Regions from separate parts of the Mus musculus genome. Here region 1 is linked to region 2. Evidence: chromatin contacts called from ENCODE Hi-C or POLR2A ChIA-PET data. All regions are on one chromosome and are shown on one strand. The core of a region is the stretch at or near the end of the contact, and the rest is flanking DNA. Distances in the headings are between cores, read along the strand shown.

Region 1 (2,700 bases), core at 19-2,518, 51 kb after region 2:
GCAGGCTGGTCTGTGTGTAGGACGCCAGCCTGGTCTACAGAAGAGTCCCAAACTCGGCAAGGCCACAAGAGTGAAACCCTAACCCTCTCCCCCAGAAAACAAAAGAAACAGAAATCAAGGAATGCGAGTCGCGTCGGTAATCCCAGTTCTCAGGAATCTAGAGCAGGAAGTGCTGGGAGTGCCAGGCTAGCATGGGGGGCTACATTCAAAGCAAGTCTCCGATTCAATGCAGTCATTTTGGTGGGAGAGGGGGAGACAGGATTAGCATTCCCTCCTAGGCCAGCTCAGATTTTTAACTTCAGAGCTCATTCTGAGATGTAAATGAGGCTGTGGGGAGACTGGGTGGTTACGGGTCTGATCTGTTTCTCAGGTGCGTCAGGACTGCACCTGAGAGCGCTTCCAAGATGTAGTAAGCAGCGCCTGACCATATCAGTCCAGGGCTTTATAAAGGCAAACCGCAGAGTTAGAATTCCGGGTCTTGCAAATGTCTCTTAAGCAGAGAAACCGAGTTTGATTACAAGCGCAGAAACAGCAGTCCGTATTATAACCTATAATCTTGCTAAAACAGCAAGTCTGGGGCAAAAAAATCGGCAAGTGGACCCACAAAATACAAAAACAAACAAACAAACAAAAAAACCTCTGTAAAACTAGAGATTTACATGCTATAGGCATTTTTTTCTTTGTGGCCTCACAAACACATTAAGTTTAAACTTTAAACGTTACCTATCCCAGATCTCACTAATGTAGACCAGGCTGGCCTCGAACTCTTGCCTCCCCATCTCGAGTGCTGGTTTTAAGGACGTCCACCACACATTCGAGTTTCTCGGTCATCTTACAAAACCTCGAGAGCTCCCCGGGAGCAGCCGCAGCGTCCCGCGAAGGGCGCCCGACTCCGCCCGGCCCGGAACCCCGCGCCGCGGCCTCGACCGCGAGCTTACCAGGGTGAGCGCCACCTCCAGCATGGGCGTCAGAGCCAGCGTGCCGTGGAAGAGCGGGATGCAGTCCACGAAGAGCGTGTGGCTGCCCGCTCCGGGAGGATGCTCCTTGCGCGGCCTCTGCCTCTCGGCCACCAGGAGCCCGTTGACGGCGCAGTGCGGGTACTTGGCGCCGTGGAGCACCATCTTGCAGTAGGCCTGCGTAGTCAGCTTCACGCCGGGCATCGCGACCCACGCACCGCGGTCCTCCGCCACGACCCTCCGCTGCACGCCGTGACGCTCTCGCACCTCCGGCCGCGGCCTCCCGCCTCAGCCGGTCGGCCGGAAAACGTCTGCCGGAAAGCAGCTGCTACCCGCTCGGCCTTTCGCGACAGTTACCGCCCCGCCCCGCCTCGTCCTGCCCCGCCCTGCCCCGAGCCGCGCCGCCCCGCCCCGCCCCGCCCCGCGCTCTGAAACGGACGGGCTTGGGGCGGGGCTTCCCTGATTCCCGCGATGCTTCGCGGCTCCGTCTTGGTCTTCCGGTTGCGGGCCCCGTTCTTCCGGTCGCGAGCACCCCAGGGTGTAGAGGGCGGTCGCGGCGGTCGCCTGGGCAGCGGTGGCAGGTGACGGCCTTGGACGGCGGGTGAGGGTGGCACGGTCGGGGGCCCGAGGACCTGGAGCGCCGGGGCCGGGAGCGGTGCCTCCGAGACGCCCCCGGACCCGGGACTTGAGCGGCTCGGTGACCTTGGGGCGCCCGCTTCCCCGAGCGGGTCTGTTGTCTCGGGTCCCCGCTCCGGCCTGCCGGGCACCGGGCGTTCCCGCTGTGCCAGGCCCGAGGGACAGCGACCTGAGCCCTGACGTCACGCTACGGTTTCTGCCGCCCCGGGCGTTGATTTTTTTTTTCCCGGGCTCGGACGTTCTTTCTCGGGGATCGAATCTCAGGGGTTGTGCTACAGTGAGGCGTGGGGCTCGGGTCGCTGGGGCGGGTGACAGGGTCATCCAGGTCGCCTGCGGGACGCAGGAACGGGAAGCGGGCCAGGGCCTGAGCCTGGGCGGCCTCCTCCCGCTTGCCCTTCGCAGTCTCTGTACAAGTCAATTTTTAAAATAAAACTCAGTCGCAGGAGGTGTGCTACCGTGCTATCTATCTATCTATCTATCTATCTATCTATATATCTAGTTCTAGCAGTTTCAGTCATTTTTGTCTTTCTAGTTAATTTTTTAAGAAGCCGGATTTATAGTCATTGGCCAAAGCCATGTATATTACAGCCCTTGGCTTGATGTAAGGAAGTTCACCCTGTGCCTTCGCATCAGTAATAAAAACCGGATCCTGGGGGCATGCCTCTGGCCTGTAATGCCGGCTCTTACGAGGTAGAGGAAGGTAATAGTGGAAGCTTTCAGGCCAGTCCGTGCCTTAAAAAGTTGATGAAATCATTACCAAAAAAAAAAAAAAAAAACATTTAACATTTCGGGGGATAAGTTGCATTTACTTCCTTAATGTTTTGCCGCAAAAAGACTTTGGCTAAAAGGTGTTTGCTGTCATTGTTAAGAGGTATAAGGGTTTTTTTTTGTCTTTCAGAATGTTGGCTTCCAGAGCGCTGAGCCTGATTGGCAAGAGAGCCATTTCTACTTCGGTGTGCCTTCGAGCACATGGTGAGCAGGACTTTCACTCCCTTCCCTGCCCTTTTCTTTCTCCTCCCTTTGGTTTTTCATGACAGGGTTTCTCTGCATGGCTCTGGCTGCCTTGGAGCGCAGAGACTTAACCTGCCTCTGACTCCCATGTTCTGGG
Region 2 (2,700 bases), core at 61-2,560:
TTCTGTCTCCCGGCTTGCTCTGCACGAAGGCCCAGGAATGCCCAGAACGTCGGTCTAAAGTAGTGATTGATAAGTCCCAGATGTAGAAACCTCTCTCATCTTCCCTCAGGGCTGAAGACACAGTGACTGAGATACCGTGGGCCTCAACAGTCTCCCAGTCCCTCAGAAAAGACATTGTCTCCCCAGCAGTGCCCTCAACCTGCAGTGAGCCAGGACAACAGGAGGTACGCAACGCGTCACCCATGGTAAGACAATGCCTATAAGTACCAGCCAGTCACCTCAAGCAGTATGTGAACAGGACAGTGACCAGCCAAGAGTCACCTTGACCACGGCTGATGAACCATACTCCTACATGGCCATTTTGATGAAAACCCTGTCCTGTCTCTTTCTTTGTTTGTTTGTTTGAGACAGGGTCTCACTACATATCCGTGGATTCCCAAACTTTCAATCCCCCTGCCTCAGCTCCCCTCTGTGCTGGGATTGCAGGCATGAGCCACGGCAACATCTTCATGGACAAATCTTGGGATGACACAATCCAACCCACAACAGCACAGGACACTGAGTATCATCACATGTCAGTCAGTACCACGTGTTCATACTGTGTGCACATTGTCACGTAGTCACATGGCAGCGACAGGGAGATGCTGGGCTGGAGAGATGGCTCAGGGGCTAAGAGCATGGACTGATCTTTCAGAGAGGACCTGGGTTCAGTTCAATTCCCAGCTCCCAACTGTCTGTAATCCCAGGATCCAACATCCTCACACAGACATATACACAAGGAGAAAACACCATTGGATGCACACACACATACACACACCCATACACACACACATACACTCAAACACACACACACACACACACACACACTCACACACATACACACACGCGTTGGTGGTGGCAGCATATGCCTTTAATCCAGCACTTGGGAGGCAGAGGTAGGTAGAACTCTGTGAGTTTAAGGCCAGCCTGGTGTACAGAGTGAATTTCAGGACAGCTAGGACTACAAAGAAAAACCCTGTCTCAAAAATAGAGTGAGAAATTTACCCCACAATGATAGAGGTCCCCCCCCTCCCCACACTAATGCCCCTTCCTCTCCCCATCCCCCCACCGAATCTGACACAGTAGTGAAGGGTCAGCTTGGGGACAGAGCCTGAAGCTTAAGCTGACAGTATCTGGGGCTCAGGGAGCCAGGAGAAAGGCGGAGAGGGAGGATGGAGGAAGAGGAAAAGGCAGGGAGGGAGGAGGAAAGCGGGAGGAGGGAGGAGGAGAGGGGTTTAAGTAGGGAATAGGGAGGGAGACTGGGAGAAGAGATGAGTGGGAAGGAAGGGAGAGGGGAGGGCAGGTCCCTAGGCACATTCTCACAGCCTCACAGCCTCTGGGCAGAAGCAAAGCTCTCAGGAGGATTAGGCAACAGTAAAGATTAAAAAACAAATGCTAGCCACCCTGGGGACTAGAGCTGTCATCTGTCAATTCCCTGCCTGCCTCAGGCTATTAGAAGCCTGTTTCCAGGGGAACAAGTGAGGCAGGGCACAGGCTAGGGACCCAGGCGTAGGGTGGGCCTGGAGCCTGTGCAGGAGGTCTTCTGGGGCTGTGCCAAGGGCTGGGCTCCCTCCTGCCCTCCCCCCCCCCCCCCCCCCCGCCACCTTGAGCTTTCTTTTCTGTGGTACCTCAGTCTCTATTGTAGGCAAACCAGACTCCACAGATCCAGGCTAAGTCACCTTCAGAGAAGCTGAACTCAGACACGGTGATTCACAGCGAGCCAAGGATGGGCTAAGCTAAGCTCTGGATGTGGCTGTAATAACCCCACAGCCACCTGTAGGAATTCTCTGAGAGGTTTCTTCTGATGTTGAGCCAGGGCTTCCCATCGCCAACACTGGCCTCCTACATGCAACTTCCAAGTGCCAGGATTGCAGGTGTGCCCCAGCACCCCACCACACCCAGCTTTCTTCCTCCTGGCTCTTTTGGGGTTTCACCCTGGGAGATTTAGCAGTTACCGGGGAGTCTCCATTTCCGTGACAGGGGCTGTCTGTCGAGCTTCCTGGAGATTATAACAGCCAGGGTTGGGAACTCCTGACCTAGGGTGACTGTAGAAATGGGTGGCTTGTCTCTCTGAGCCTCGATCTCCCTGGCTATAAAAAACAGAGCTTAGGGGCTGGGGAGATGGCTCAGCAGTTAAGAGCATCGACTGCTCTTCCAGAGGTCCTGAGTTCCCAGCAACCACATGGTGGCTCACAACCATCTGTAATGGGATCTGATGCCCTCTTCTGGTGTATCTGAAGACAGCTACCGTGTACTCATAGACATAAAATAAATTTAGAAAAATAAAAATAATAAAAAAAACCCAGATTATTGAAATGATACATATGTGAATGGCACGTCCTATAGCAACCTATCGTTCCTGTGGCTCTAACCCTTCCTGCTTCGGACCCCATTTCTCATTTCTTAGCCCTAAAGCTCAGGGCCAAGTGAACTCATGCCCATGACCCCACATCTAGACTCCACCTAGGACACCCCAGGATCCAAGGTTCCCTCTCAGCCTTCCCCAGGCCTCCCCTCCCAAAAGACTCAAAGTTCTGTCCCTGAGCCGGCATTATGGCTCACGGGCTCCCTCTACTGGTGCTTTATCAAACAGCACTCTGGCTCTATTGGGAGCCGGCCCATTGTCTTCCTCCAACAAAGCAACTCTCACACACAAAAGGC

Evidence for each region. A loop is a pair of places that touch in the nucleus more often than their neighbours do. ChIA-PET counts read pairs that join two places held with the same protein, here RNA polymerase II (POLR2A).
Region 1: a map of left cerebral cortex shows a loop between it and region 2 (2.2-fold over the local background). The contact joins the promoter of Emc8 here to the enhancer-like site in region 2. A Hi-C loop is called at or near these places in 1 of 37 maps with a recorded cell type or tissue (left cerebral cortex). POLR2A ChIA-PET finds 5 or more read pairs at or near these places in 3 of 5 experiments (Patski and embryonic stem cell).

What each region holds. Positions count from the first base shown.
Region 1 is chr8:120,666,819-120,669,518 of GRCm38, forward strand. It overlaps Emc8 (ER membrane protein complex subunit 8), which reads right to left and starts at 1,269. Exons shown (of 5, transcript NM_010926.6): 1 at 939-1,269. The coding sequence starts at 1,160. It overlaps Gm27021 (predicted gene, 27021), which reads right to left and starts at 1,324. Exons shown (of 4, transcript NM_001308449.1): 1 at 939-1,324. The coding sequence starts at 1,160. It overlaps Cox4i1 (cytochrome c oxidase subunit 4I1), which reads left to right and starts at 1,407. Exons shown (of 5, transcript NM_009941.3): 1 at 1,407-1,537; 2 at 2,491-2,564. The coding sequence starts at 1,428.
Region 2 is chr8:120,615,666-120,618,365 of GRCm38, forward strand. All of the region lies in intron 2 of Gm27021 (predicted gene, 27021), which reads right to left. The region is part of intron 2 of 1190005I06Rik (RIKEN cDNA 1190005I06 gene); the gene reads right to left. Among named protein-coding and RNA genes, the nearest start is that of Gm33075, 12 kb to the right of the region's middle. Within about 2 kb of position 1,311, at least 1 of the 3 ENCODE cell types and tissues checked has a DNase peak (open chromatin) inside an H3K27ac peak, as active enhancers do.